Linked DNA regions of Homo sapiens: region 1 is linked to region 2. Evidence: chromatin loops called from intact Hi-C (ENCODE). Cell type or tissue: endothelial cell of umbilical vein. All regions are shown on one strand. Links, peaks and the distances in the headings refer to the core of each region. The heading gives the core; the rest is flanking DNA.

Region 1 (15,185 bases), core at 4,285-12,284, 110 kb after region 2:
CTGTAATCCCAGCAGCCCAGGAGACTGAGGCACGAGGATGATGACGCAACCCCGGGGCCAACCTCAGGACCAGTGGCCCAGGCTCCTCTCTGTCCCTCGGCCACCAAGCCCTTCCTGGGCCTAGAATACAATCCCACATTTTCCCACCTATCAGAACCATACCCACCCTTGCAGGCCTCCTCCAGGCAGCCTCTCAGGACTACCTATCCTCTGGGGAGCCTCACAGTCCAAACCATAGCAGCCAACCCCTGATGTTCCCAGAGGCTGGGGACATCTCTGCCTGCTCTCCTCAATGCCCCACAGTAGGAAGTAGGATTCACCTGCTCCTCTAATTTCCTATCATATAGTGCTGATCCCAAGGCAGGGCCCTTAAAGTTTCCTGTGCCAAGCCTTTGCTGAATTCTCTCTAGTGCACATCATTCTCCAGCCTGTGCTTGCCCAGACCTCACTGCACCTCCAGTGATGGGGGCCTCATTACCTCCAGAGGCAGGTCACTTTCTCTTTAGATTGCTCTGACCATAAAGGTCAGTACTTTTTACTGAGGCAAAAGTGCATTGTTCTCATTTCTATCCATTGATTTTTTTTAATAATAGTTGCTACCAATAATTGAGATTACTAAATCTCAGCCACTTTACCAATACTACCTCATTTAGCCCTCTCTGTAATTTTGAGGGATTATTTCAGGGATAAGAAAACCAGCCAGGTGTGGTGGCTCACACCTGTAATCCCCGCACTTTGGGAGGCCAAAGTGGGAGGATCACTTGAGTCCAGGAATTTTGAGACCAGCCTGGGCAACATGGCAAAACCCTGTCTCTATAAAAAATACAAAATGGAAAAATTAGCTGGGCATGGTGGCATGCACCTGTAGTCTCAACTACTCAGGAGGCTGAGGAGGGAGGCTCACTTGATCCCAGGAGTTCAAGGCTGCAGTGTACCAAGCTCACACCACTGCACTTCAGCCTGAGCAACAGAACAAGACCCTGCCTCAAAAGAATAAAAGAAAGCCGAGGCTAAAACAATGAAGTAACTTGTCCAAGGGCACACAGTGAACAAGGAGTACATCTAAAATTTGGACCTCAGCAGGCTGAAGGCAGGCAGAGCTTTTTTGTTTCGTTTGGTTTGGTTTTTTGAGACAGGGTCTCATTATGTTGCCCAGGCTGGAGTGCAGTGGTGCAATCACAGCTCACTGCAGACTCGAACCCCCCAGCTCAAGTGATTTTCCCACTTCCACCACCCGAGTAGCTGGGACTACATGCCCAGCTAATTTTTTTTTTTTTTAAGACTACATTTTGCTCTTGTCACTCAGACTAGAATGCAATGGCGTGATCTTGGCTCATTGCAATCTCCCTCTCCCAGGTTCAAGCGATTCTCCTGCCTCAGGCTCCCAAGTAGCTGGGACTACAGGTGTGTGTCACTTCACCCAGCTAATTTTGTAATTTTAGTAGGGACAGTGTTTCACCATGTTGGCCAGGCTGGTCTCAAACTCCTGACCTCAGGTGATCCACCCGCCTTGGCCTCCCAAAGTGCTGGGATTACAGGTGTCAGCCACTGCTCCTGGCCCCAGCTAATTTTTAAAATTTTTCTGTAGGTATTGGGTCTCCTTGTGTCACCCAGGCTGGTCTCAAACTCCTGAGTCCAAGTGATCCTCCTACCTTGGCCTCCCAAAGTGCTGGGATTACAGGTGTGAGCCACTGTACCCGGCCTGTGTCAGTTTCTTAATCTGTCAAGTGGGGTGATGGTAATATACCAACATAGTGGTAAGCACTATGGAAGAAGTTGCTATTATCATTTTTCTCGGCCTCAAATAACTCCTACCTGGTAGGGTAGACGGATATGAGATGGAACATCACAGTGTCAGGGGTAGAGCTGGGCATGGGGCGCCCTGGGGGGCCACAGGCGGGGCTGTTCCCTGGTTTGTACTTCACAAACATTTATGGAGAACTGCTCTGTGCCAGGCTCTGTGCTGGCCACTGGGGACACAGAGATGAACAGGATACATTGTCCACTCATCCCTGCAGCTCCCTGCCCTCCCCTCTCCCTCTTGGAGCCCAGTCCATGAACCCTGCACTGAGGGGGGCCACGAAGGACAGAACCAACCACAGAGGGAAAGGCATGGCCTGGGAGCTGGGAGTCAGAAGATGGGTCCTTGTCTGCCGAGGCTGAGGGACCTTGGGCACTCCCCAGTCTGTTTCCCCACTGTAGCGTAACAGAGTTGGACACGATCACCCCTTTGGTCCTCACCCACTCTGACAGGTGGTAAATACACCCCAACCCAAAAGGGCTTTAAAATCTCCCCAAAGTCCAGCCCCAAGGCCATCTCAGCCTGATGTCCCACTGAGGCAATGGGGGAGGAGACACCCACCTGGCACAGATTGGTACTGCCCTGCTGACAAACTGGCACAATTTCACAAGAAACAGGGGGGCCTGGATCTGAAGGCGGGTTGTTTGAAGCGGGTGGAGGGTGCTAGGGGAAAGGCAGCACCAGCTCCCACAGGCCCTATTCATGTCTCTCTCCCGAGATGGTGAGAGCAGGATCATTAAAACCAGGCTTTGTCCAAATCCCTGACCAAGCCAATATCTTACCTTTGAACCCCTGCAGCCAACAGAGCAGGGCTTCATGCCCCTTTGGAAGGAAAACACCAGTGAACCGAGCCCTGGCCCAGTGCTATGGGCTAGCATGGGGCAGGGTGGGAAAGATTGGAGGAGTAAAGAAATAGAACAAAAGACAAGCAACTAAGCTGCAATCCAGCCAGAAGCTGACCTTGATCTTGGGCTGTGTAGAAAATGGACACGGATTTGGGGTGGGAGTGACAGCGGGACATAGCAGGTCCTGAGAAGCCAGATAGTGAGGGTGAGAGCCAGACTCTAGAGCCAGACTGCCACATTCCTACCCTGGCTCCACAGTGCACTGGGGGTGTGATTTGGGCTGCAATATTGGCTATGCCTCAGTGTCCTCAACTGTAAAATGGGGATAATAATGGTATCTACCTCTTAGTGGTATTGTGAGGATCAAATGAGGTAGTTTTTATAAATACTGGCCAGGAGTTTTTGCTGTCTGTGTATTAACTATGAGCTATACTGTGAAAGCAACTCCCCTTTCTTAAAAACACATTTTTTGTTTCCAGGCACCAGTGCTCATTTGAATATATTTGCTGGAATATTTGATATCTCCAATGACCATCTCCAGGTTTCTACATTGGAATCCAACTTCACAAGAATCCACTTGACCCACTATACTGGAGGAAACTTCCCTGCATGGCTAGCCTGGGATGCTGTGGGTCACAAGCCCCTCCCTAGAAGTTCTCCTGAGTATCTAACTGCAGTCCCTCACACTGTAACTTCTTCCATGCTGCTGCTTTGTAGTCTCTCTTTTAACCTTACACATCAAGAAGTCCTTCTGAGTATCCCTGCAATGTAGGATGAAGCAATCCACTACCCACTCCTGCACTGCTCTGCTCAGAACCAGCACCCTCCCTCACCCCCACTCCCATCCATGCCAAGAATGCTGCACTTCTTCCCCGTGAGCCAGGGTCAGCCCGAGGAGAGGGGCACAAGCACAGGGCCTCTTCCCCCCACCCAGTCCTTCTCTGCTTGGGCTGGGATCCACACAAGCCTGACCTATTCCCGTAGTCAGACACCTTCCTAACAGCTTTCCTCCCCAAGCTTCATCTTGTGCCCTGACTACCCTCAAGTGTCCTGGGTTCTTGCCTGGGCACTGTCACTACATAGGCTCAGACCCTCTCTGTGAAATGGGACACCAACACCTACCCTGCCCACTCCCATTCTTCCTGTTTATTATTATTGAGGCCTTTGAATCCAGCACTGAATGTAGAGGATTTACTGCTCCCATGGTTCCCAAGAAGAGGTCAGGTCCTCAGATGCAGGATCTTGGAATTCCCAGCCACCTTGGGGTGGACCCAACCACACTGTGGGCAAGTGGAAGAAGCCGCTGGGGCCGGGGGCCTTTGGGCTGCCTTTGGAGGCGAAATGACTGGTTATATAATCGAGATTCAAATCGCATGCCAAGGAGCACATGGCAGTGAGAGCTGTCACTTTGGGGAATGGGGTCTGTTGCCCTGGCAGAGGGGAGAACCACATGGGATCAAAAGCCACTCACCCCCAGCTAGGCCGCAGGGTTGGGGTGGAGACAGAGAGGGGTGCAGGGGATAGAGATGAAGTATGTGTTGCTGGTGGGGGATTGAATCCAAGGGACTCATGCTTGGATTCATGACCTCCACCCCCACCCCCCGTCCATCCTGAATTTCAAGTTCATAATTAGGAAACACACTTTGGCTGAAGGGAGTCGGGGAGAGATGCAGATTGAGGGAGAACTGAACACACATCCAGCAACCAAGGAACACACCAGTCTCCAAAAGAGTTGCAAGCACCAGATCCCACCTTCAACACTGCCGGGAAAGCTGGGGAGGAGGGTCCCCAAGTCTTTCAGCCCTGTCTAAAGAGGAACAGGCCTCAGCCCTGGCCTTGACCTCAACCTGGACCCCGGGGAATTTCTTTTCCGAGCTCAGGGAAACTGTTGGCCTGACAGTGTTCAACCCTTCAACTTAGGAGCAGGGAGGCCTGCTGGGGGGCTCCTGCAGGGCGGGCAGCCAGGCTCAGAGGTAAGGGAATGGCCCTGATGGGGGGATGGGGCTGGGAGGCCCCTGCTGGCCCCTCCCCAGCCTCAGCAGCTGGCAGATGAAAGAACCCAGGCAGAGCAGCCCAGCGCTGAGTAATGCCCCTGGCACCCCGCGCTCTGACCCACCCACAGCCGGTCGGAGAGGGCAGAGGGGAGGGCAGCCTCGCCGGCAGAGCCCGGGGTCCTGGGCCTGTGTCTAGAACTTCCCCAGGATCCAGGAGGGCGGCGGAACCGCGCCTGGCAACCCGTCCCGCAGTCCGACCCGGCAGGGGGCGAGTGTGGCGCGGGGAGGGGGTGTCCGGACGCCTTAGTGGAGGACGTCCCGCTCCGGGAACCCCCTCCCCCACCCCCTCTCCCTCCAGCTGTGCCGGGGCCTCGCCAACGGAAAACGAAAACTCGGGCAGAGGAAACGGCGGCAGGCGCCCCGCCTGAAAAACCCGAACAAAAGCCGCGGGCCTCCCGCCCCCGCTGCCCAGCCGCTGGGGGCCTGGCACCGCCACCTGGGTCTGTGCCCCCTGTCCTGACAGCCCCGTGCCCGTCCCGACCCCTTGCCTGCTTCCGTCCTTCCCACCCCTCTACCCCGGACAGCTCTTGCTCGGGCCCCCTCCCGGGCCTGCCACCAGCTGAATCTCCCCGCAGCGGTGCCCGCGGTGCCCGCGCCCACCGTGCGCCCCAGGCTGTGCAGGGCGAGCGGGGTCGCAGCGACCCTGGCTTGGCAGCCCGCTCCCCAGCAGCTACCGGCCCCGCCCACTTCCCTGGCCCAGCACCCTCACCTGTGGGGGCCGGGGCTCCGGGCGGGGCGGGATCCCGACCAGGCAGAAGGCGACTCCATTCATCGGGTGGCAGCGGCGGCTCTGCGGCCGGGGCACGGCTGGGGGCGCCGGCAGGGACCCGGGAGGGGCGGGGCCGGGGGCGGGGCCGAGCGCGGTGTGGGGGGGCCCCCCCCGGGGTCCGCCCCCTCGCCCCTCCCCCTTCCCACCACCCACCCCGCGCTCCCTTCTGGGTGCCCCGGCGGCCTCGCTCAAGGGCCACAGACCTGCAACCGGGCTGAGGCAGAGGCGAGCGCTGCCTGAGAGCTGGACGTCAGAGCCCAGCCTGGCGAAGAGAGGCGGTCTCCAGGAGACGCTTGCCCGGCCTCTAAGGGACCGGCCCAGATAGAGGGCCATCCAGGCCCAGGAAAGAGGACAAGGGCACCGAACCCAGAACTAGCACGGGGATAGGGAGGGAGGGAGAGGGAAGCAAAGAGAAACAGCCAGCCAGAGATGGTCAGAAACAGAGATCCAGAGACCCAGAAAGCATGAGAAAGGCAGAGACAAGATAGAGACAGCGCAGAGAGAGGCAGAGAAAGTCAGAAACAAAGATGAGGAGACCCAGGATCAGAAAGGGGGGAAGACAGAAAAAGGCTTAGAGGCCCCCTTCCCTTTAGAGACCCCTAGACATTGAGACACAAGGGAAGATTTAGTGCAGGGGGTGGGGAGACGGGGTGCCCCTCAGTGTAGGGTAAGCCCCTCCCAGCCAGAGTCTCAGCCCAGGATCCCAGAGAGGAGGGGGAGTCGAGCATAGAAGAGAGGCTGGCAGGTGCCCCAGCCCTTCGGACCCCCACCCAGCCAGTCCTGGGGCTCAGGCCATGGGGCCAGCCCACAGTCCTGCTCTGCAGTGAACAGCAGTGACAGCAGAGGCTCCCAATCACCAGCACCCCACAGCCACCCTTCCTGGCTTCACTCTGAGCTGGGCCTAAAGAGATGCCCTGGTCCTGAGCCAGCTTCTTTCCTTGTCCCCCAGAAGGACCCCCTCCAGCCCATCCCCTGACAGTCCAGGGAGGGACAGTCCTTCTGTCTTTCTTTTCCTTTTTTTTTTTTCGGCAGGGTCTCACTCTGTCACCCATGCTGGAGTACAGTGGCACAATCTAGGCTCACTGAAACCTCTGCCCCCAGGTTCAAGTGATCCTCCCACCTCAGCCTCCCCAGGTAGCTGGGACTACAGGCCCATGCCACACCGCCCACCTAACTTTTGTACTTTGGTAGAGATGAGGTTTCACCAGGATGGCCAGGCTGGTCTCAAACTCCTGACCTCAAGTGATATTCGCCTGCCTCAGCCTCCCAAAGTGCTGGGATTATAGGCGTGAGCCACCATGCCTGGCCTTGTCCTTCATTATTAGAAAATAGCTAGAAAATTCTTTCTACTATCTAACTCCCATTCTTCCTGCTTCTTACTTCCTCCAGCTTATGCTTACCTCTTTCCCATGACTTTTTCAGTTTAAGGGGCTTCCATATTCCTTTTCCCAGATTATGTAGAAAAGAAGGCGGAGGATAAAATAGGACTTGGAGAGAGGAGGCAGTGAAAGCGGGAAGGCCAGCTCTGCCTGCTGGAGTCACCACCTTCCTTGGGCAAGGAGACCCCTGAGAGCCGAGCAGCCCCAAGACCTCCACCCCTTTAACCTTGATCAGGGTTGGGAACTCAGGTCTTAGAGGGGTTGGGGTGCCCCAGACAACAATTAGGCCATCCCTACTCCTGTGAACCTGAGGAATGAGATACTGACTGGGGTTTAGCTCATATGCTTTATTTAATGTATTTTAAATCCCCTGGCAGTCAAGAGAAAGGGATTCTGTTTCATAATAATGGAGGGGCAGTTAAATGACTCCTCTCCCTTCCTCATCCCTTTTTATCAAGGTCATGTGCAGCCAGAATTAGCCTCCACTTCTGGAAAGTCCTTCCTGCTGTCTAACTGTAATCTGTCATACTGCCTGGATTTTTTTTTTTTTTTTTTTTTTGAGATGGAGTTTCACTCTTTTTGCCCAGGCTGGAGTGCAATGGTGCCATCTTGGCTCACTGCAACCTCTGCTTCCCAGATTCAAGCTATTCTTCTGCCTCAGCCTCCCAAGTAGCTGGGATTACAGGCGCCTACCACCACACCTGGCTAATTTTTTAATTTTTTGTATTTTTAGTAGAGACAGGGTTTCATCATGTTGGCCAGGATGGTCTCGATCTCTTGACCTCGTAATCCACCCTCCTCGGCCTCCTAAAGTGCTGGGATTACAGGCATGAGCCACCGCGCCTGGCCTACTGCTTGGATTTTCTTGCTTAACTTTCCACCAGGTCCCTGTTCCTGTCTCTTTCTGCCCTGTAGCTCCAGTGGTCCAATGCTTGTTGCCACCTTGGCTCAGAGGTCCTTTCCTCCCAGGATAAAGGGTTGTCTCTGTGAGGGAGAAAGGTTGGCATCTGAAATCAGACTGAACTGAGGCCATGGGGGAGGAGGGAGGGTGGTGGCCGTGGGGTGCCCCTGGCTCACTTTTTCCAGAGCCTGATGCCCTCAGACCCCGCAGGAGGGGGTGAGAGGAAATGAGCTCACACTGACCGGCAGGCGAATTCCTCCCTCCACAATGCACTGCACAGCCTCCCCCACCCGCTCCCACTTCCCAGAAAGTGCGGCTCTCTCCCCACCCTGCCGCCCTTCCCACCTCTTCCTGCACCTTGACCTGCACCCCCACCCTGTCCCAGCCCACCTCATCTATCTTCTTTAGCTGCTCTTCCTCCTCACCTTCCTCTCCATCCGGGCTCCCCTTCCTCTCTCGACACTCTGGGTCTCACTCCATGCATCCTGCCATCCGCCCCAGCACCCACTGTATTCCTGTACCCTATTTTTTTGGGGTTTGGAGCCATAGAGCCCAACATGGGGAGAGTCTCCCTGGTTGAGGACCCTCCTCATACTCCCCCTCTTTCCAAACTCCTTCCCCAGCCCAATCACCATCCTTCATTCACAAGGTCTACTATGTGAGGGGGTAGAGGAGAGGAGGGGGTGGGGTAGGTTGGCCCTGGGAATACAGAGGTGAGGCCTAGATCCTTCCCTTGAGGGGCCTGGGTCTCCTCCAGTTGTGACTCTATAAAGAACTCCCAGCACAGGAGCACATTCGGCTGGAGAAGCAGAGGAGGCTTCCCCAGGAGGTGCCTTGAGCTTCTTGGGCTTCCTGGATGGGGCAGGGGAGAGTGGGAATAGGGAAAAAGGCACTCCAGGGAGAGTGATGCTCAGGGCGAACCAGGGAGGCAGGAGAGAGAGCAGGCTCCGGCATCGGCATCGTGGCTGGAGCCAAGTGGAGGGTGCCTATGGGCAGGAAGCATGGAGGGATGAGGAAGGAAACACAGGCGGGGGTGTGACGCTGGAGGGGCTGCCCAGAGGCGCTTCCGTGCTAGCCTGGTTTGGGGCAGGGAGCTGAAGCAGCGATGTGCCATGGCCACCGTGGCACATAACGGGAACAGGAATGGAGGGCGGCAAGCAAAGTGATTCTAGGAGAAAGGTACCAAAGCAAGGGGCAGGGGCAACAAACAACAGAGGCTCTGGGATTTGGTGAGCAGGAGGAAGGAAATGGAAGAGTGCAGGGCAAGGCCAAGGCCTGGAATATCAGGTTGTCTAGGGTGTTCACAGAGAGAGGGGACAAGCCAGGCACGAAGTCCTTTGTATGTGAGATCCCAGTTAAGCCTCACAAAGGCCTGTGAAATAGATCTCAATCCTCATTCTATGGATAAGGAAAATGAGGCCCAGAGAACTCAAGTATCTTACCCAAGGCCACACAGGATTTGAACCCAGGCATTTGGGCTCCAGGGTCTATACACTTAACCCGCAGGCTGTGAGGCTGGTGGAATGGTGACAGGCTGCTTAAACCGTGGGTCCATCTTCTGAAAGAGAGGCTTGAGCTAGAGACTCTGGTAGTCCCTGAGACCAGGGGTGTGGTTCAGATTCTCCAGGGAGAGTGAAGAGTGAGAGGAACCCTGGCTTGGGGGTAGGCAGAGAAGGAGGAGGCAACAAGGACTGGGAGGAAGCAGGCAGCCAGAGAAGGTGGCACTGTGTGGGGCAGAGACAACAGCCTCGGGGGCCAGTGGGTGTGGGGGTCAGACTGTGCAGGGAGGAGGGGCCCCAGGGAGGAGGGAGTCGAATCTGCCCACTGAGCATTAACAGGAAGGGACAGGCGACAGGCAGGCAGCACAGGTGGGTGTGGACAAGGCAGGTGTCTGTTTGGGTGGGGAAGACTTCAGCAGGCTGTTGGGTTGAGGAGCAGGTGCCAAGGAGAGACAGCCGGAGGGGACGCAAGGAGGGCGTGATGAGCGGACTGGAGGAAAAGTATCTGGAGGGTGGGGCTCCAGAGGAGGAACCCAGGTTTATGATGTCCTCAAAGGAGCCCTGAATCAAGAATCTGAAGACCTGGGTTCAAATTCGTGCTGCACCCTCCCTGCGCCCCAGCCCCCAGTAGCTGTATGACTTTTGAGAACAAGTATATTCTCAGAACCTCAGTTTCACCCTCTGTAAGATGAAAACGATAAGGCCTTCTCGGCCTGCCTCTGATTTGAGGCTCACATTTGACAAAGAATCTGAAAAACTCTGTGAGCTGAAAAGGAAAAACCATAATGTATGAAAGGTGGGTTATGGGGCACGGGCACCTACACCTGGCCCCAGCTCAGGCCCTTCCACCAAAGGAGAAAGAGCATCCCCTGGTGGAGAAGGATGGCAGGGCAGGACTAAAGGGGACAGCGGTTCTTGCACTTTTATGGCTTCAGCCCCCAGGTCCTCTACTTGTCCCCCACAGGCAACACCCCCACCACAGTTTGTATCTCCAAAGCGAGAGGGGCCCCATTTAATCAAGTCAAAAGACATTTATTGGCCAGGCGCGGTGGCTCACATCTGTAATCCCAGCACTCTGGGAGGCTGAGGAGGGCAGATCACTTGAGGTCAGGAGTTCGAGACCAGCCTGGCCAACATGGTGAAATCCCATCTCTACTAAAAATACAAAAACTTAGCCAGGCGTGGTGGTGTGCGCCTGTAATCCCAGCTACTCAGGAGGCTGAGGCAGGAGAATTGCTTGAACTGGGGAGATGGAGGTTACACTGAGCTGCGATCATGCCACTGCACTCTTGCCTGGGCGATAGAATGAGACTCTGTTTCAAAAAAAAAAACAAAAAGCAAAACAAAAAATTAGCCAGGCATGGTGGCACGTGCCTGTAGTCTCAGCTACTTGGGAGGCTGAAGCAGGAGAATCGCTTGAACCCAGGAGTCAGAGGCTGCAGTGAGTCGAGATCATGCCGCGGCACTCCAGCCTGGGTGACAGAGCAGAACATCGTCTCAAAAAAAAAAAAAAATTATTGAGCACCTAGTACATGCAAACTGCTGTGTTGGGTGGTAGGGAGGGAACCGTCCCCATATTCCACGGAGGGCAACAAACACAGCAAAGGGTGCCTGGGATGGTGCTGAGATTGTGGTGCAAGCACAGTGTTGAGCAAAACAAGAAGGAGCCTCCAGTGACTAGGGGAGGAAGAAGGGGTCTTGGGAGGCAGGCAGGGTTTGTCCTAGACCTCAAAGCCCTCTACTAGCAAACGTCAGAGAAAGGAGGGAGAGGGTGGGGCACAGGCGCTGGCCACAGCCCCAGACATCCCATAGAGTGAACCTCACTGACCATATTTAATGATGGAGGGTGGGGCAATGGTCCACTCAAGATGATGCCAGTTCCCACTCATCCCTGGTGTCAGGTCTCCCAGGAATCCTGTGAGAAGAATCCCACCTGAACACCCCTTGGGGAGGGAGGCTGAAGACCCATGGCCAGGCTGGGGCCAAAGAGCTCTGGTAATCTGCCAAGCAGCTGGGGCCTACGCAGAAAACCTCTGGACAGCTGGCTACGGCGGGAGCGAGAGGCTGCATCTTGTCTGAGCTGGCAGCAGGGTAAGCTGGCAGCAGGGTAAGCAAGCCACACCCAGCGAGGCCCCATGTCAGGTCAGGAGGTGGCCGACAGAAAATCCACCCCTGCCACTCTGAACTGGCCATCTTTAGGGAAACTACGTTTGGGAAACCCAGCCCAGCAGGCTTTTCACTGTGTGACACCCTGTCAGGGAAGGCCGGTGGCACGGACCCTGTGTATGAGTGAGTGTGCGCGAGGCTCAAAGATGCCTTACAAAAACCATGCCGTCACTCAGCAGGGGCTTGCAAACACCAAGACGGAGAGGAAAGGAATTAAAATACGTTGAGCACCCACTATGTGCCAAGCTCTTTATAAACATTATTTCATTTAGTCCCCATGACAACACTGTAAGGTGGGTATTATTAGCCCCGCTATGTAAATGAGGAAACAGACACAGAGAGGCTAAGTAGCTTGTCCAAGATCTCCCAGCTAGGATTCAGGATTCTAGCCGAAGTCTGATGTTGCTCTTTCTATCGAATGATCCCTCTGGGAGGGGTCAGGCCAGGGAGTTCATTCCAGCTCAGGATGCTAAATTCTACAGTTCTACATAGGGCTTTTCAATTCTTCCTGCTTCTGTTCCAGGCTCCCAGCCCCTGCCCAGCCCCACCTGGTCCCCACACATCACTGCACATGGGACCCATCCTCCTCCCTGTCTCCATTTTGCCCTTCTGGAAGGGAAGAAGGAGAGGAGCAAAGAGGAAAGAAGGGGAACATAGAGGAAGGGAAGAGAGAGGAAGCAAAGGGGAAGGGATTAGAGAGGAGGCTCCCACCTCCCCGTCGAAGCTCTGGAAATCCCCCTGCAGCTGCTCCCCTCTCCTCTGTCTGGCCCTGAGCCAGCCCTGGGTGGGAGTGTTGGGAGTCAGATGAGGAGAAAAGAGGGGCGGGACTGACCACAGTGGGGCAAGCCCCTCAGTCCTGGCACTCACCCCACCCAGCAGTTCCAGCCCCCGTGAGAGATTCCAGGCATGCTCCCCTTTAAGGAAGCCCTCCATGCCAAAATCCACACATACCAAACAGACACATCGGCGGCTCACGCACTATAAAAGGATTCTTTGCTTTACAAGAGGGCTCAGCACATGGGAAACTTAAAATAGGAGCTTCCCCTGGTGCAATGAAAGAAGCTCTGATTTCAGACGCACTCCATACACACCACGCTTCCGGTGCATCCAGAAAGCCGGGCGTTAACCACATCAGCCTAGGCACCTCGGAGAGTGTGCCGATCATCAGAGTCCATGTCTGTGGGGAGGGACCTCACAGTCCAGGGGACAGGCTGAGCTGCTGTGCTTGGCAGAGGTGTCCTAGGACATCCAGAAAGGACCAAGAAGCCACCACTTGGCATAGCTGGCAGAGATTTCACAGCAGCCCAGACAGGATGAATGTCCAAGGCTTCCCAATGATTCTGTAATGGAGCCAAGGGCAGAAGCCCAATGTCCTGACTCCCCTTGATGTTTCTCCTCCCAGGGGAGGGTACAGGGGAGCAGGCTGTGGTCTGTCCTCTGGGAAAGGGGAAGCGGCTGATCCCCAGAACAGTTACGGAGGGCTGATGAAGGCCAATGATGGGCAGATGGGCTACTTGGAGGAACAACTCAGGCTGAGCTGCAGGCCCAGTGAGATGCATTTAGGATTCTCTAGACAGGAAGCAGTAGTGGCCCCTAGCCCTGCCCCTCTTTTAAAAAAAAATCCAGGTGAAATTCACGTAACGTAAAATTAGCCATTTTACAGTGAGCAATTCAGTGGCATTTACTACTCTTCCCTCCCTCCCCGCCCTACCACTATTTTTGTGTTCAGTCAGTAATGACAATAGCAGCCAGGCCTGCTGCTCTGGGGAGCTGCCATTGGCCATTTAAATTAATGCCCAAGATGCCAAACAGGCCTGGAAACTGGACCAGCCACAGCCCCGCCCCAGACTCACACCCAGCCCAGGGAGGATGCCCAGAGCACTTTATGCCTCCCAGTGCCCCTCTCCAACCCCCCAGAACTTAGGGTCACCCCTTCCACGGACTCCACCTCCCCCGACTCCTCACCCTCCACTCCTCCTCACCCCTCTCCTCACCACCATCACAGGCCACCCACAAGCCCTCTGCCAGAGTGATAGGGGGCCTGTGCTCAGCCTGGAGGGGAGGGTCTCAGAGCCAGGGCCCCCAGCCACTGCTTTAGGCAGAACAGCCCCAAAGAACTTGGGCCAGGAAAAGAAGGGAGTTAGGGCGGCTGAGCACTGAAAGGTGTGTCCCAAATAGAAAACCTATCCCGCCTCTCCAGACCCCACCTGAGACCTCACCCCAAGTGGGGGTTGGGAAGGGAGTAAGGCAACCCCTGGAGCAGCCCCCTCGCTCTGCCCCCCATCAGGCTGCTGGCTTCTCTTAGATCAGGGGGCTGCAAGTCAGGATACAGCCCCTTGCTCACTGAAGGGGACTGGTCCAGCCTGTCTGGGATTTGCTGAGCTCCGTGCAGGGAATGAGAACTCTGACCAGAGGGGGTCTTCATCCCCGCCCACTGAGCCCAGCCCACACTCAGTGTATTCTGATGGAGCCTGTGTGAAAGGAAGGCAGCACCCCCCTCCCAAAACCTGGCTGGGGCTGCAGCTCTGCCTTTGGGGTGCATTTGGAGAAAGCCTCTTAGCCCACCCCATCTTTTCACTGACATGAAATGGTGGCAGCAGCTGCTGCAGCTGCTGTGACTGGGAAAGGAGGGGAGCCGGGCTGGAAGAAACCCCTTGATGTGTAGGGGGAGGGGACCGGCGTATCTTGAGGTCCCACCAGGAGGGACTGGGGGTCAACGAACCAGTAGTCATATGGCACAGAGCCCACCCACTCCTTCATTCTGCAGAGTCTGTAGCCTCCTTGGGCCTGGGTTCAGGGAGCAGGGGCTGTACCCTTACCAAGTGGGGATGGGGGTTTCTCCGTGTGGGTGATCTCTTTCTGGAAAGGGGGTGGGGAGAGAGGTGCCCTCTGCACACGCCTTCCTAGGTGTCAGTGATAAGGGAGTACTCGTGTGTGTGTGTGTGTGTGTGTGTGTGTGTGTGAGCTCTGTGTCACATCAGTCCCATCCCTCCCCCAGAGCCCCCGCTCCGCCCGGAGCTCCAATGCCCCAACCCCTCCCTCGGTGGCGGCCCTCGGCGCTCGGCGCGCCCACCTCGCCGGGTCACAACGCCCGCAGCTCTCTCTCCCCTCTCGGCCGCGCACCCACGCCCGGCGCCCGCTCACCTGCTCCATGCTGGGCCCTGCTATGCCGTCCTCGCCGCGCCGGCCCCGGGGGGCGCAGGGGGAGGCGGCCCCTCCATGCGCCCTGTCCGGGCAGCTGCACCCGGCGACCGCCAAGCGCAAGTAGCGGCTGGTGTCAGCGCTCGAGCCCCCTCCCCGCACCGCCCCGCCCCGCCGGCCCCGCCCCTCCGCCCGCCCCCTCCCCTCCTCACCCCGCCCGGCCCGTGGCAGCACCGCGCACCGGCGAGCACACGCGCTCACAGGCAACCGCACAATCGCACGCACGCACGTGGGGGCACACACACTCGAACACACACACAACGCGCACCCGACCCTCGCACATCCCTGGCTAGCCCGCTCCGGCACCCCCTGTTCTGCCCGTCCTGGGGGCGCTGCTAGGGGAGAGGAGACCCCTGCAAGCGAAGCCGCTTTCCTCATTCCTGAGGCTCATCGGAGTCGGAAGGACCCTACTCTCATGCTACAGGGGCCAGAGAGTGGCTTGCCAGCGGTCTCACCGCACCTTGGCAACAGAGCTGATCCCAGTTGATCCCAGACCAACTGCCTCCCAAGCTGACGACCCGCTGCAGGGGGTGACTGACAGCAGGCCAGAGACACCCAGAGCACTGGGAC
Region 2 (15,185 bases), core at 3,363-11,362:
TCCAGGCCCAGCAGCAGGTGAGGGCGGGGACTGTGGGGGCCACCCAGGCCCACTCTGCTGCATGCCGGGCCCCTGCCCCACTGGGCATCTCCTGCCCCTGCTCCCGTGACCAGCTTTCCCAACCTCTTCCCAGACAGACCTTCCCTGCCAGGACTGCCCCACCCACCCCCTGAACCGTCTTCTCCCTCCTCCTCCCGATCCCGGAGCTTTGGATCTAGATTAGCACATGAGTTCTCAACCAGGCACCTCCCCTCTCAGGAGTTCCCTCACTCAGACACAGAGAAGACTCTCCAGCTGCCACTGCTGGCTCCTGGAGGAGGGGCGAGCGAGCGAGTTTGTGACTCCAGCAGCCCCAACGCCTGGGTCCCTTCTCAGGCCTGGCCTACCCTGGGGTGCAGAAGGGGGATTTTGTGGCCCTCTGCTTCCTGCCACTCTGTTTCTCTCTCCGCTTCCCTCTCCCTCTTCCCAGGGCTCCGCCTGCTATTCAGGGCCCCACTCTCATCCTGGTCTCCCTCTTAGCTCTTAGGCCACCCCTAGCCAAGGGAGAAGCCAACTTTGCATCTGCTTTTCAGCCTTGTGTTTGGGTTTCAGTGGGGTCACCTCCCGTCTTTGCAAGGTTGGGTGGGGACAGGGCGAGGCACTTTGGCCCTCAGGAAGGGTAGGGGTGCAGCAGGAATTGCAGGGATGCCGCAATCTCTTTCAGGTCTAATGAGCAGGCGCGGAGGCTGTGTGGAGAGTGGACATACCTCACCTGTGGGTGTTTACTGCCCTTGTGGCCTGGTCAGAGGCTGCAGGGTGGCTCCTGGACCCAGATGTTGTGAGAGACCCTTAGTGCACTCGTTTGATTTAGTTAATATTTATGAGCAGCTCCTGTATGACAGGCCCATTCTGGGTGTGAGGGTGGGGGCTGTGATATGTCCAGATGCTCTCACTTAAAGAAGGTTCTAGACTCAGAGGCAAGACGTTAGAGAAGGTTCTAGACTCAGAGGCAAGAGGTTAGAGATGGGTGAGTCCATCTCTTTTTCAGATGAGGGGGCAGCTCAGAGGAGGAGAGGGGCTTCCCAAAGGTGCACAGCAAGGTGGCATCACAGCCAGGATCGGGACCTAGGAATCTTGGAACCCTTCCCTGCACTGGCCCTGGGACAGCCCTGGGCACCCAAGGCCCTGCCTCCCTACTGGCTCCCAGGAGAATTTCTCAAAAAGCAGCCCTCCAGCCCCCCGCAGCCTCTCCACAGCTCCCACCTGCCTCCTCATGGCCCCCAGACACCCTGCGAGCCCCACCTCCAGATCTTTTTCCTGCCACTGCCAGGGATGAGTTCCCCTTGTCCTGTCCGGGCTGGACCCTCCTGGGTGCCCAGCAGAGCAGCTGACACTGACAGAGCTTTCGCTGGGGCCAGGCATGCGCATTATCTCATCTCACACTCACCACACTGAGGAAGGTCTATTACCCCCATGTGACGGGGGCGGAAACTGAGGCTTAATCCAAGGCCACACGGCTAGCAAGTGGGGGGCAGGACACAAGTCCAGACTGCCTCCCTCCCCACCACAAAGTGCTTCAGCCTCTCCAGCAGCCCCTTCCCTCAGCTCTAATGATGTTGCACTGTTTCCCACCCTAGTCCCTCCCTCCCCAGAGCCCAGCTCCTCCGCTGTGGTGTCAGCCTCATGCCTTTATGGCCCAGCCTCCACCCCATCTCCGGGGTTGCCTGGGTCTCCAGTGACATCGAGATGGGCTCTTTTCACCCCCCTCCCCCACTGCTCTGCAGCATGTGGCCTTGTAGACCCCCCCCACACCTGCATAGGGCTGTGCAGACCCTCTGTTCCTCAGCATCCTCTCCCCAGCCTCCACCTGGAGCCTCTGGGCTCCTTTCTGGGTGACTCCCTCTATTTTTTGAGACGGAGTCTTGCTCTGTCTCCCAGGCTGGAGTCCAGTGGTGTGATCTCAGCTCACTGCAGCCTCCGCCTCCTGGGTTCAAGTGATTCTCGTGCCTCAGCCTCCCGAGCAGCTGAGACTACAGGCTAATTACCACACTGGCTAATTTTTGTATTTTTAGTAGAGACGGGGTTTCACCATGTTGGCCAGGCTGGTCTCAAACTCCTGAGCTCAGGTGATCCTCCCACCTCAGCCTCCCAAAGTGCTGGGATTACAGGCGTGAGCCATTGCACCCTGCCTGGGCGACTCTCCTTTGCCTGCCTCTTCCCTTCCTGTGCCCCACTCCTCAGCCTCTTCTCCTCACACCATGCCTTCCTCTCCTCAGGCACCAGGTGCACTGCTTAGTCCCTGCCCCCACCCAGGTCTCCATTCTGAGCTCCAGTCACCCACACACGCTTCCCCGGGCATCCCCAGGCTCCTCGAATGCGTGTGTCCAGACATAATGCTCCCCCGACCACGCTGCCCCAGCCGGTACGAGGCTGCCCCAGCTGCTGTCTCCCTCAGGAAGGGTCGCCCACCCCCAGCCTTCCCAAGCCCCTCCGTGCCCCTGTCTCACTTCCAGTGCTCCAGTAGCCTTTCTTATAAACATGGCTTCTTTCTTGTAAAGTAATAAATGTTTACAGTGGAAATTTTATTTTATTTTATTTTATTTTATTTTATTTTATTTTTTTGAGGCAGGGTCTCACACTGTCACCCGGGCTGGAGTGCAATGGTGCGATCCCAGCTCACTGCAACCTCTGCCTCCTGGGTTCAAGGGATTCTCCTGTCTCAGCCTCCCGAGTAGCTGGGATTACAGGCGCCCACCACCAAGCCTGGCTAAATTTTTGCATTTTTAGTAGAGATGGGGTTTCACCATATTGGCCAGACTGGTCTTGAACTCCTGACCTCGTGATCCACCCGCCTCAGCCTTCCAAACTGCTGGGATTACAGGTGTGAGCCACCGCCACCAGCCTCCCTGTGGAAATTTTCAACAGTAAAGTATAGAGAAGCAGGGGAAAACCATCGATGTCTCACTACCAACATGCACGGTCTTCTAAGATCTCCTTGTGACTTCTGTCACCTCTAACTGATTTCCCAAGACCTGGGGGTGGGGAGGGAACTTTGTAAAATGCAGATTTGATTGTCTCTGTGTGTGTCACACACACACACACACACACACACACACACACCCCTGCCAGCTTAAAATCCCTGCCCCGGCCCCTGGCAGATGATCAACCCAAATCCTTCATGTGCGGCCCAGGGCCCTTCACAGCAGCCTCAGCTCACCCTGCCCCTGCACCCACACCCTCGGTGTGCTCCAGCCATGCGGGTCACTGGTGGGACACGATCCACACTAGCTCAGCCTGTGGCCTTGGTCAAAGCCCTCTGTCTTCTCAGGCCCTTTCTTCGTCTGTACAATGGGGACAGAAGTATCCAGCCTGGTCCTGAGCTCACATAATGCCAGGTACAGGAGAGAGCTTGGAACACCACAGTGAGCTCTACGGTGGCCGGCGGGGGTGGGGATTGGGGGGGCGGTGCCCAAGGCCTCTCCTTCATCCAGTGAGTCCAAGCTGTCTTTGATAATGTTGAGATGGAGGGGACTAGAAGTGCTGGGATCAGGGACACAGAAATTGGGAGTAAGAAAGTTCTAAGATGGAGGTGCCTTGCAGCAGTGCCTGACCCCACAGAGTAGTCAGAGGAAGTGACTGAGGAGAAGCCCGTGAATGTTGTGCTTAAGATCCCAGGGAGGGACGGGAGCCAGGTTCCCAGGCGTGCAAGGATCAAGGCTTTGTGTAGACCTGAAGCTATGGACACCCCCTCTTCTATTAGGGCTAAGAAATTTGCTGAACAACTGCTTATCTTCTCAGATGGCTGAAATGAAGATACTTTTTTTTTTTTTTTTTTTTTTTGAGATGGAGTCTCGCTCTGTTGCTCAGGTTGGAGTCCAGTGGCGTGATCTCGGCTCACGGCAACCTCTGCCTCCCGGGTTCAAGCGATTCTCCTGCTTCAGCCTCCTGAGTAGCTGGGATTACAGGTGTGTGTCAACACGCCCGGCTAATTTTTGTATTTTCAGTAGAGGTGGGGTTTCACCATGTTGACCAGGCTGGTCTTGAACTCCTGACCTCAAGTGATCCGCCTGCCTCAGCCTCCCAAAGTGCTGGGAGCCATTGCGTCCGGCCCCAGATGAAGAGACTTTAATGAAAGGACGACACCAGAGGATTGAGGGAGAAAACAAGGGATGCCGAGGTACCCATGGACATCTCAGAGCAGGAGGCTGTGACTCCCTGGGGGAAGGGCAGTGGGGCAGGTGTTTAGCGAGTCCCGGAGGGCGGGAGCAGCAGAGCTGTGCTGTGGAGGGCACAGCTGCTGCCTGTGACACAGCTCCCAGGAGGGAGAGAGCAGGGAAGGAACTTCACCCCACCTACCTCTCTCTCACCCTGCCACAGACCCCACTGGCCAAACCCAACCAGAGTCCAGTCAGCAAAGGAGTGACCAGGATCAGCCTCTCAGGGTACAGAGCACGGCAGAAATTAGTTCTGGGAGGCCAGGGGCAGTGGCTCACGCCTGTAATCCCCACTTTGGGAGGCTAAGACAGGAGGATCACTCGAGGCCAGGAGTTCGAGACCAGCCTGGGCAACATACGTGAGCCCCCCCATAATTGGTTCCGGGGTATGGAGAGGCAAGTGAAAGACAGATAGCATACCTGTTAGGTACCAAGTTTACAACTTTATACCTTAAAGTAAATCTGTGTTGTCACAGCTGCATCCCCACAGCACCTAGAATAGTGCTTGGCATACGTAGGCACTCAGTAAATATTTGTTGAGTGAATGAGCGAATGAGTTTGCCACCAATCAGGCCCAATCCAGGTGGAAACAGCCAAAGCAAATCTGAAAGGTTAAAATGACAATCGCTATAATGGCTACCATTTGTTGCATGTGTACTGAGGGTGTTGGGCGCCGGGTCTTACACCCTGTTGGCATCATCTCGTCATGTGCATCTGGTGCTGTGGGGCCTGTTATCCGTTTGCAGGTGAGGACATGAAGGCACAGAGAGATATGCGATTAGGGTCACACGGTTAAAAAGTGGCAGAGCTGGGACTTAAACCCGAGTGTGCCTGCTACAAATTCTGCTGTCTTAGTGCTGGATTCTGTTGCCCTGCCAGGGAGCATAACCTCGTGGGTGTGAGCAAGCCTCGATGAGATCGCGCTTGTGACGAGAATTCTAGAAGGTGATACGTTAACAAAAAATGAAGGTCGAATAGATCAATAAAGCAACACTGGGCCTCACGTGTATCAGTGAGAATGCTTTCAGCTGCAAGGAACAGGAACCCTGATTCAAAATGGATAAACAATAAGGAAAGGTATCCTGTAACCAAGAAGGCTGGAAGCAGGGGGATTCCAGGGTTGGTGAATTTAGCAGCTTGAGGATATCAGGACCCAAGTTTCTTTGCATTTGGTCCCGCTGTCATTTTTATTATTTTATTATTATTATTATTATTTTTTTTTTTTTTTTTGAGACGGAGTCTCACTCTGTCACCCAGGCTGGAGTGCAGTGGCGCAACTTTGGCTCACTGCAACCTCCGCCTCCTGGGTTCAAGTGATTCTCCTGCCTCAGCCTCCCTAGTAGCTGGGATTACAGGTGCCCACAACCACGCCTGGCTAATTTTTGTATTTTCAGTAGAGACAGGGTTTCACCATGTTGGTCAGGCTGGTCTCGAACTCCTGACCTCGTGATTCGCCCACCTCAGCCTCCCAGTGCTGGGATTACAGGTGTGAGCCACCACACCCGGCCTATTTTATTTTTATTTTTATTTATTTATTTATTTATTTTGAGATGGACCCTCGCTCTGTCACCCAGGCTGGAGTGCAGTGGCACAATCTCAGGTCACTGCAACCTCTGCCTCCTGGGTTCAAGCAGTTCTCCTGCCTCAGCCTCCCGAGTAGCTGGGATTACAGGTGCCTGCCACTGCCCCCAGCTAATTTTTGTATTTTTAGTAAAGATGGGGTTTCACCATGTTGGCCAGGCTGGCCTTGAACTCCCGACCTTGTGATCCACCCACCTCAGCCTCCCAAAGTGCTGGGATTACAGGTGTGAACCACCGTGACTGGCCTTATTTTTTTTTCTTTCTTTTTTTTTTTTGACACGGAGTCTAGCTCTGTTGCCCAGGCTGGAGTGCAGTGGTGCGATCTCTGCTCACTGCAAGCTCTGCCTCCTGGGTTCACGCCATTCTCCTGCCTCACCCTCCTGATTAGCTGGGATTACAGGTGCCCGCCACCACGCCTGGCTCATTTTTCGTATTTTTAGTAGAGACAGGGTTTCACCCTGTTAGCCAGGATGGTCTCGATCTCCTGACCTCATGATCCGCCCGCCTCGGCCTCCCAAAGTGCTGGGATTACAGGCATGAGCCACAGAGCCCAGTCTTATTATTATTATTTTTGAGATAGGGTCTTACTCTGTCACCCAGGCAGTGGCATGATCTCTGCTCCCTGCAGCCTCAACCTCTCCAAGCTCAATCCATCCTCCCGCCTCAGCCTTCCAAGTAGCTGGACTGCAGGTGGCGCCATCAAGCCTCACTAATTTTTTGTATTTTTGATAGAGATGGGGTTTTGTCACATTGCCCAGGCTGGTCTCAAACTCCTGACCTCAGGTGATCCACCCACCTAAGCTTCCCAAAGTGCTGGGATTACAGGCATGAGCCACCAAGCCCGGCTTCACACAGCTGTTTTTATTTATTTATTTAATTTTTTTTTGAGATAGAGTCTCTCGCTCTGTCACCCAGGCTGGAGTGCAGTGGTGCGATCTCGGCTCACTGCAACCTCCACCTCCCTGATTCAAGCGATCTTCCTGCCTCAGCCTCCCAGGTAGCTGGGACTACAGGTGCACGCCACCACGCCTGGTTAATTTTTGTAATTTTTGGTAGAGTTGGCGTTTCACTGTGTTGGCCAGGCTGGTCTCAAACTCCTGGCCTCAAGTGATCTGACTGCCTAGGCCTCCCAAAGTGCTGGGATTACAGGCATGAGCCCGGCCTCACACAGCTGTTTTTAGAAGCTGGAGAATCTTTCCCAGAAGCCTCCAACAGACCACACCTCTTATCTCACTGCCCATTCCTAAATCAGTCACTGGCAAGGAGAAAGGAATTTCTCCAATTGCCATAGATTTTGTCATGATCCCCACATCCCCCACTCTGGGCTGGGGAAAGCCCAGCTTCTCCTGATGGTTCAATACCTGACCCAGGCAGGGCTTAGCAAGGAAGGAGGGCATGGGGGCTAGGGAGGGTGGCCCTGGGAATGGCCCTGGAGGTGGAGTCAGCGGGGTCTGTAGAGTCGAGAGGTTCCACACTTGTCTGGACATCTGGGCGTCAGAATGTGAAGGGCCTCGGGAACATGGACCTGGCGAGAGCAGGTGGCCGGCTCTGATCCCCAGGCAAGAGGGAGGTGTGCAGGGTGGTGCCCTCTGGGACCAGCTCAGTGCTCCATGCCTCCCCCAGCTGAAAGCTGGACATGTGTGAGGTTTCTGCCTTGCCACGAAGGTAACAAAGTTCTGCTTCTCTGGACATAATTGGAATCAGCAGGGGAGGATGATGGGTGAAAGGAAATGACAGGAACCTTCAGAGACAGCAGCTGTGTCACCTGAGAAGGGTTAGCAGCACAGGCTGGGGTCACCGGGCACAGCTGGACGTGCTCCCTCAACTTCAGGAGAGTGGATTGTGGATGGTGTGTCCAGAGTCTCCCGGGAGGGAAGATGACCCGAGAGGATTTTAGAAAGCACATGTTGCAGAAGTGGTCTCCATGAAGAAGCGGGACGGGGACGAGGCATCCCCATAAACTGGTGAAGCTGGATGTCTAAAGGTCTTGCACTGGCTGTTGGGGGGAGAAGGGGTACCTCAACTGGGTGAAGGCACATCACCTGCCTGAATACAGAAGCCAGGTGGTGGTGCCGGAAGACAAGTGTTCCCAAGACCAAAACTTGGAATAGAATGAGGCTCTTGAAAAATGCTGAAGGGGTAGGAGCAGAAAAAGCAGCTTTTACCTAGAAAGATCAGTTCAGAGGGAAAAGGACAACCGGGGAGAATCAGCACCTTGCCGGGGGACATGGTGAGGTGTGAAGAGACATCAGGGGGAACTGGGCAGTGCTTCCCTCTCACCTGGCTTTGGGGGAAAGAACTTTAAATGGGAAAGGCTAGAGCAGAGGAGAGGCAGGACTGAGCCCAAGGTAAGTGACACAGTGGTCAGAGAGCCTCTGGTTCCCGTTGGATGAGTTTGTCTCCAGGCCCAGGTACTGGGGGCACAGAGAGGGCAGGGGCCATGCCTGACACATGCTGAGGACTGCGTGAATCTGACGACCCTGTGGCTGGGCCCTGGACCCCCTAGAACTCCCTTGAGTAATGGATGAGCAGAGGAGAGGGGTTAGAAAACCCAAACAGGGCCAGGCGCGGTGGTTCACGCCTGTAATCCCAACACTTTGGGAGGCCGAGGTGGGCAGATCACCTGAGGTGGGGAGTTTGAGACCAACCTGACCAACGTGGAGAAACCTCGTCTTACTAAAAACACAAAATTAGCCGGGCGTGGTGGCGCATGCCTGTAATTCCAGCTACTCGGGAGGCTGAGGCAGGAGAATCGCTTGAACCCGGGAGGCGGAGGTTGCCGTGAGCCAAGATTGCGCCATTGTACTCCAGCCTGGACAACAAGAGCAAAAGTCCATCTCAAAAAAAAAAAAAAAAGAAAGAAAAAGAAAACCCAAATGGGGAATTTTCGCTTTAACTTAAATAAATAAATAACAAAACAAACAAACAAACAAAAAAACAGGGCCTCATTCTGTCACCCAGGCTGGAGTGCAGTGGTGCAGTCATGGCTCACTGCCACTTCCACCTCCTGAGCTCAGGCCATTCTCCCACCTCAGCCTCCAGAGAAGCTGGAACCACAGGCACACACCATCACACTCAGCTATTTAAAAAAAATTTTTTTTTTAGTAGAGACGAGGTCTCGCCATGTTACCCAGGCTGGTCTTGACTTCCTGGGCTCAAGCAATCCTGCCTCAGCCTCCTGAAGTGCTGGGATTACAGGTGTGAGCCACCACACCCGGCCCTTGTTTTGATTCTCATAAAAGGGAAATGTAGATGGCAAACTACACTGTAGTGAGCAAAACCCAGGTGAATCGTGGAACCAACCATCTGTGCACCTGTAAAGGAGAAATGGTGATTGCAGCCAGCGCTGGTTCTTTACTGTGAGCTGGGCAGGCTGCTGGAGACAGGGCTTGCTTTAGACTCTAGCTTCTCCTCTGCAAGGCATCTGAGAAAACTCCGTAGCAGCAGGGTGATAGTAGAGGGAAGTGAACGACCCTGCCCAGACCTAACCTCAGGGTGGTCTCTGGTGACTCGCCACAGCGCCCTGTCTTATCTTTTGGATCTTTTTTTAAATCTGGGTGATTCAGTTCTCACACTAGTAGCTAAGCAAGGCCAGGAGGGACAGTGGGTACAATTACAAGGAGAAACCTGGGTCTGTGTAGCCTTAATCCAGTGGATCTCAAAGGTAAGTGTGCAGCAGAGGCACCTGGGGCACCTGCTTAAAATGCACATTCATGAGCCCACACAAGAGATGGATTCTGGAGGGGAGCCCAGGAATCTGCATTCACGATGCATGCCAGAGGGTGGCCCCTGGAGGTGATGAGGTAATGCACGTAGCTCTCAAACCGCACTTTGGAGACCGCAGCTGCAGAGGAAAAGCCTCCAGGACCGGTGGAGTTGCGGGAGTCCACCGAAGGTGGGAGGAGGATGAGGGGTCAGTTCTGACCACTAGAACTGACCAGTGAGGGCAGGACAAGTCATGAGGGAGTAGCCTCCTGTTACCAACTGGGGCGACAAGTGCTTGCAGGGCATGCAGTGGGGCCTCCTGCACTGGGCGGGAGGCTGGTGCGGCAGCGCCTTCTTCTCAGATTTCCAGGTGGTGGTGGTGGTGGTGGTGGACGGGGTCTTTGAAGTGTTTATTCCCCCCTGGGAGGATAAGCCCCCTCCTCTGTTGCCACCAGGATGAAGCTGGAAGGGGCTCTGGCTGTACAGCGGGCCATTTGGGACTAGGAGCCTTTCCCCACCCTGACCCCCGTCCCCCGCAGGGCTTGTGCCCCTGTCCCAGCTAATGTTTCACTTCTTCCTCCCCTCCCCTGCCCTCCCCCACCCCCACCTCCCCATCTGCCCATCCTGGGCGCGGCCTCTTCTGTGCTTCTCTGGTCGCTCTGCTTCTCTCTCTGCTCTCAGTAACTATGGGCCTGCCCTCTGACCACCCAGGCCCTTTGTCCAACCTCGTGCCCCCTCCCCCCCCTTTTCTGCCCCCACCCCTCCACCATTCAAGGGACCCCTCTCTCCAGATGCCCCTCTGGCTTCTTCCTTTTGCAGTTAATTTCCTTGGATTTGTGGAGGTTTTCCACTTTTAAAACTTCAGCTGGGGGCCAGCATGGAGGCGCTCCCTTCCGCTCTCTGACCCCTGACCCCTGTTTTTGTTCCAGGCCACTAAACCATCTAAAGAGATGAGCGGGTCGAATGAGACCTCGAGCCCAGTCTCAGAAAAGCCCTCGGCTTCCAGAACCTCTATCCCTGTATTGACTTCCTTTGGGGCAAGGAATTCTTCCATCTCCTTCTAGAAGCCCCTCACCCCGCTGCCCCGCCTGTCCCCCTCCCTCACTCCTGCCATTTCTCCCCTCTCTTCCTTCATCTCCACCCCACCCCACCCTACTCTCCAGACGCCCTGAGGGGTGTGCCCTGAAGAGGAGGGTGCGGCCCTCCTCAGCGACCCCTACCCATCATCTGTTGGTGTTTTTGGTTTTGTTTTTTTTTTTTTTTTTAACAATTAACTTTTAATTATCTTTTTTTAAACAGTAAAACTAAAAACCAAACACACCACCTTCCTTGATCCCAGCTGGCCTCTCGCTGGCCGCACCTGTCACATCTCTCCTTCTTCTCTTTCACCACTCTTTCCCCCAGTCCATCCTGAAGCTCCTGCACCCCCTTCCCGCCTTCCCCTCACTTCCCAAGAATACTCCAAACAAACTCTGAACCACGGAGACTTGGAGCAGTGGGAGACCCCTCTCCCGTTTCTCGATACCTTCCTGGAGGAACGCGGGGACATCGGACCAACCCATACATCAAGCCAGAGAGCGGGGCTTAGGGAGACTGGCCTTGGAGATGCCCCACTCCCTGTCTAAGCTCCGACAAGACTGTGACTTCCTCTGTGGCTGCTCTGCCTCCTCCCACTCACACCCAAGTGGGCCTGGAGTAGAGACGGACAGGCTGGAGACGAGGCCGGAGTTTGAGAGGCCTCAGGGTGGGTGTGAGGCCATGGAGTCTGTATCCCTGGGGAGGCGCTGGCCTCCTGGGCCTTGCCGTCCAGTGGGGAGTGGAGGGCAGAGGCCCTTTGGTCTGCTGGCTGTGGAGGGTGGGTTGCACGGACAGCCGGATATCGGGGACACTGCCTTGGGAGAGGGCGGCCCGGACGGGTATTTGGTACTTTTAGTTTCCTGATTTAGCACTTTAAATGGCATTAACTTATTGAATGGGGATGGGGTGGGCAAGAGTGAGGGGCCTAGAAAACCAGGTTTTGTGGCTTGCAGTTGGGGGAAGGGTCTGGTTTGAGGGAAATGGGAGGGTCGAGAGGGGCTTGACGGGGAGCACTGAAGACACCTGGGACCCGCAGGTGGGGTGACTTGAACTTCAGTCATCCTCTTGGCAATTTGAGGGTTTTCCCAGGAAAGGATGAGACGTAGTTTTTCAATGGGGCTCTGGTGACCCTGGTGAGATGTCTGAAGGTCCCTGAGGCCTGACCATCCAGCCAGCGCCCCTGGCCTGTGGACGCCCTGCCTGCCCTGCAGAGGCGGTTGGCAGTGCCGCCTGGCTTTTGGCCGGGTCCTGGGGAGGCAGAGAGAGGCCAATTTTGGTTCTCACTCCTGGCCCCCCAGAGGGCACAGTGAGGAGCCGGTAGGGAGAGGATAGGAGAAGAGGAGGAGGAGGAGCGGGGTCCCCGGCCGCAGGATTCCCACTTGGAGCACAAAGTGAAGTAAGCACAGGGGAGGGGGACTAGAATCAGTCCCCCATAGCAAGCACAGAAAGGAGGAGCTGCGCAGAAGGCAGAGCCCCCCAGACCCTGGGGCCTGGCTGGGGAAGGTCCGCACCTGGGGAGAGCTGGGAGCTGTTGAAGGTTTGGGGGGAGGGGAAACGGGTTGTGTTTCTTCATTTCTTTTTTTGTTTTTGCCTTTGTTGGTTCATCCTTGTTTTCTAGCTTTGGATCATTTTTGTACCAAGGCGAGCAAGCCTTTTTGAAAAATAACAAAAGAGGAAAAAAAAAATCCCTCCTGGAAAAAAAAAAAAACCCTGGAAAATAGAAAAAAAAAAAAGGACCTCATAAATGATGCAATTACTTTTAATTGCAGGCAACTCTTTACATTTAAGTGAAGTGTCTTAACATTTTATATTGTTTTAAAAATATATTTACATATTATATATATAATATACGTAATATAAATATATATAAATATTTAAAAAAGAAAAAAAAAAGAAAACCACGGCACTCTCCCTGGCCACTGTTTTGGCGGGGGAGGGGGGCTGGGGGGCGGGCACGTCGGCCTGGCTTCTGTGGTCCCAGTGAAATGGTCTGGTTTGATTTGGCTGTACAGAGACCCCCTGACTTGGGAGGGGAGGGGGGAGTGGTGCCCCCTCCTCCCTCCACTCCATTACTCTCTGCTTGCTACTTCGCTTGCCCCCAGCTCCCACCCTCAGCCCTGTGACTGGAATGTGTGCCCCACCGTCATTGTCCTGAGTTGAATGTCCCTTTGTGGGGGAGGTGGGGGGGGCAGTGTCCATCCACGAAGGGGCAGAAGGAGGGAGCCACGTGCCCCGCCCCACCCGCTCGGGTGAAGCCCAGTGGGATTTGCATCTTTCTTTCTCTTTGGTTCCTGCACATTTATGGGCTGGGAGGCATCCGTGTGGAATTGCGTGCAGCCTGTGTGTGTGCTGGCACAAGCCCATGCACTGTGTGTGCAGACGCATGGGGCCTGCACCCACAGGCATGGCCGAGCACATGTGTGGGGGAAGGCGTGGGCACATAGGTGCATGTAACCTGTTTGGGCATTGGCACGTGCCTACCTGCATGTTAGCGTGAGAGGAGCTTTGTGTGTGAGAACATGTGTAATGTGTGTGCAGACATGCCGAGAGCCAGAGACTTGTGTGTGGGCCACGTACATGTGGATAGAGACGCATACATGGAGGTGCATGTAATCTGTGTCTCCGAGTGTGTGTGTGCAGGTATGTGTGCTGGTGCAGACCCAAGTGTGTGGGTGTGCCTCTGTGTGCGTGTGTTCCATCATCCCTGCACCACTGGCTCCAGATCCCTTCCTGAGCCCCCGTCCCCGCTGGCCCTCTCACAGCCTGCAGCACATCAGTGCCCCCAGCTGCATGCGCCTCGCTGCTCTGTCCATCAGTGTGTGCTTGACCAAGAGAAAACTAAGACGTCTCGGGGGACCCCTGTACCTGGTCCTCTCAGCCCCCGCCCACTGTGCTGTGTTACTCGCATGGGGGATTTCCTGCCCCTTCCACAATATGCTGTTTCCCCAGGAGCCTCAGGCCTGAGGCTCTGAGTGGGGTCCCCAGGGGGCCCCCCGGGGTGAGCCCCGGCTCCACACCCTGCCCCATCCACCCTGTAGGGCCCATGTTGGTGTAGCAGTGATGGCTTCTGTGGATATTCTGTGACCTCTGTCGGTGTAACTTGACAATTTCTAAATGGAAAAGGGTTGCTGTGTTTTCTCTGTCTCTCTTTTTTAATGTCCTTTTTTCTTCTCCCCCGCTCCCTGCTCTCTTTCCTTTTCAGTTTTTCTAGCCAAGTGTTTGGGGCTTTAATAAAACTTGTTTCTTTTTCCTCTCCTGGATCTCCTTCCTATAGGCTGATGTCTCATTATTTCTCTGCTTCACCCTGGAGGATCTGGAAGGTGCTGGGATGGGTGGGGTGGCAGGTGGGGAATCCCTGGCAGCCACTGGCCTTCAGCTGGCAGAGCATGAGGGGGAGGACAGAACAGGGCCCCTGGGATTAGCCAGGTGGGGTGGTGTACACCAGTAATCCCAGCTACTCGGGTGGCTGAGGCATGAGAATCGCTTGAACCCAGGAGGTGGAGGTTGCAGTGAGCCAAGATCGCACCACTGCGCTCCAGCCTGGATGACAGAGCGAGAACCTGTCTCAAAAAACAAAAACAAAACAAAAAAAACCAGTTCTCAGCTTGGCATTCCAGGAGGTGTCCTGCCTAACCCTCACAACCATCGGTGAGGTAGCTACCGGCACTACCTACTCAGGCAAGTGACAAAACTCAGAGATGTTGGGCATCTTACCCAGAGTCATACAACTGGTAGGTTGTAGACAAACCAGTAAGTTTGAATCCAGCTCTGCCTGACACCAAAGCCCACGGTTACCCTGAAACCAAGCAGGGCTGATGACCTCCAGTAGTCCCCTGAATTGGGTCTCAGCCTCCTGCCCTTTGAGTGAGATGACCCTTGGTGGGGGTCCACCCATCTTTTCTTTCTTTTCTTTTTTTTAGACGGGGTCTCCCTCTGTCACCCAGGCTGGAGTGCATGATTACAGCTCACTATAGCCTCAACTTCCCTGGGCTCAGGTAATTGTCCCATCTCAGCCTCCCAAGTAGCTGGGACTACAGGTGCCTGCCACCACACCTGGCTACATTTTTTTGTATTTTTTGTAGAGATGAGGTTTCGCCATGTTGCCCAGGCTGGTCTCGAACTCCTGAGCTCAAGTGATCTGCCCACCTCGGCCTTCCAAAGTGCTGGGATTACAGGCGTGAACCACCGAGCCCGGCCACAAACATCTTTTCTAGATGCAGCAGCTTTCAAACCCGTAAAGTGGTAACAATACAAAATGCATTTGACACCTCTATGCTTTAGGTATGTACACACATATGCACAAACAGCCACAGCAAAGCAGCACCTGCTACACAGAGCACCATGGTGTATGCCATGGGTCCTGATTGGGTTTTACAGGCTTTCCCGGAATTCTGAAGGCTGTGCCACTGTTCCAGCATGTTCTAAGAGTCCCCGAGGCAGCCTTCCAGCTGTTCTGCGTGGCTGAGGGCTGGCATGTTACTGAATCTCTTCTCCCCCCTCAGCATCACTTCACTTCCATCCCTGAAGGTAGTGACTGTGTCCTGGAGCCACAATCTTCCAGTCATCACAGGGGCCCCAGTTGCGCTTCCTTCTCTTAAAGACCTCTTTGGAGACAGAGGGCAGCAACCT

What was found. Peaks named below come from ENCODE experiments on the same cell type or tissue, not always from the same donor. Only the 100,000 strongest peaks of a DNase experiment are listed, where the experiment ranks them.
Region 1: it touches region 2 in a loop (13-fold over the local background); 2 of 110 quality-filtered maps call a loop at or near these places.

The regions. Positions count from the first base shown.
Region 1 is chr17:38,418,773-38,433,957 of GRCh38, reverse strand. ARHGAP23 (Rho GTPase activating protein 23) reads right to left here and starts at 5,494. Exons shown (of 24, transcript NM_001199417.2): 1 at 5,410-5,494. The coding sequence starts at 5,472. RefSeq lists enhancers at 3,513-4,420, 4,421-5,330, 9,411-10,056, 11,643-12,571, 13,501-14,425 and 1 more. In endothelial cell of umbilical vein, for the core only: a CTCF peak has its summit at 10,125 (motif pointing left); DNase peaks (open chromatin) are centred at 4,857, 5,717, 7,937, 10,097 and 2 weaker places; H3K4me3 peaks cover 2,104 bases; H3K27ac peaks cover 4,788 bases.
Region 2 is chr17:38,528,655-38,543,839 of GRCh38, reverse strand. It overlaps SRCIN1 (SRC kinase signaling inhibitor 1), which reads left to right. Exons shown (of 19, transcript NM_025248.3): 18 at 1-17; 19 at 10,409-13,809. The coding sequence ends at 10,543. Among named protein-coding and RNA genes, the nearest start is that of SRCIN1, 70 kb to the left of the region's middle. In endothelial cell of umbilical vein, for the core only: a CTCF peak has its summit at 6,455 (motif pointing right); no DNase peak of the experiment used is centred there.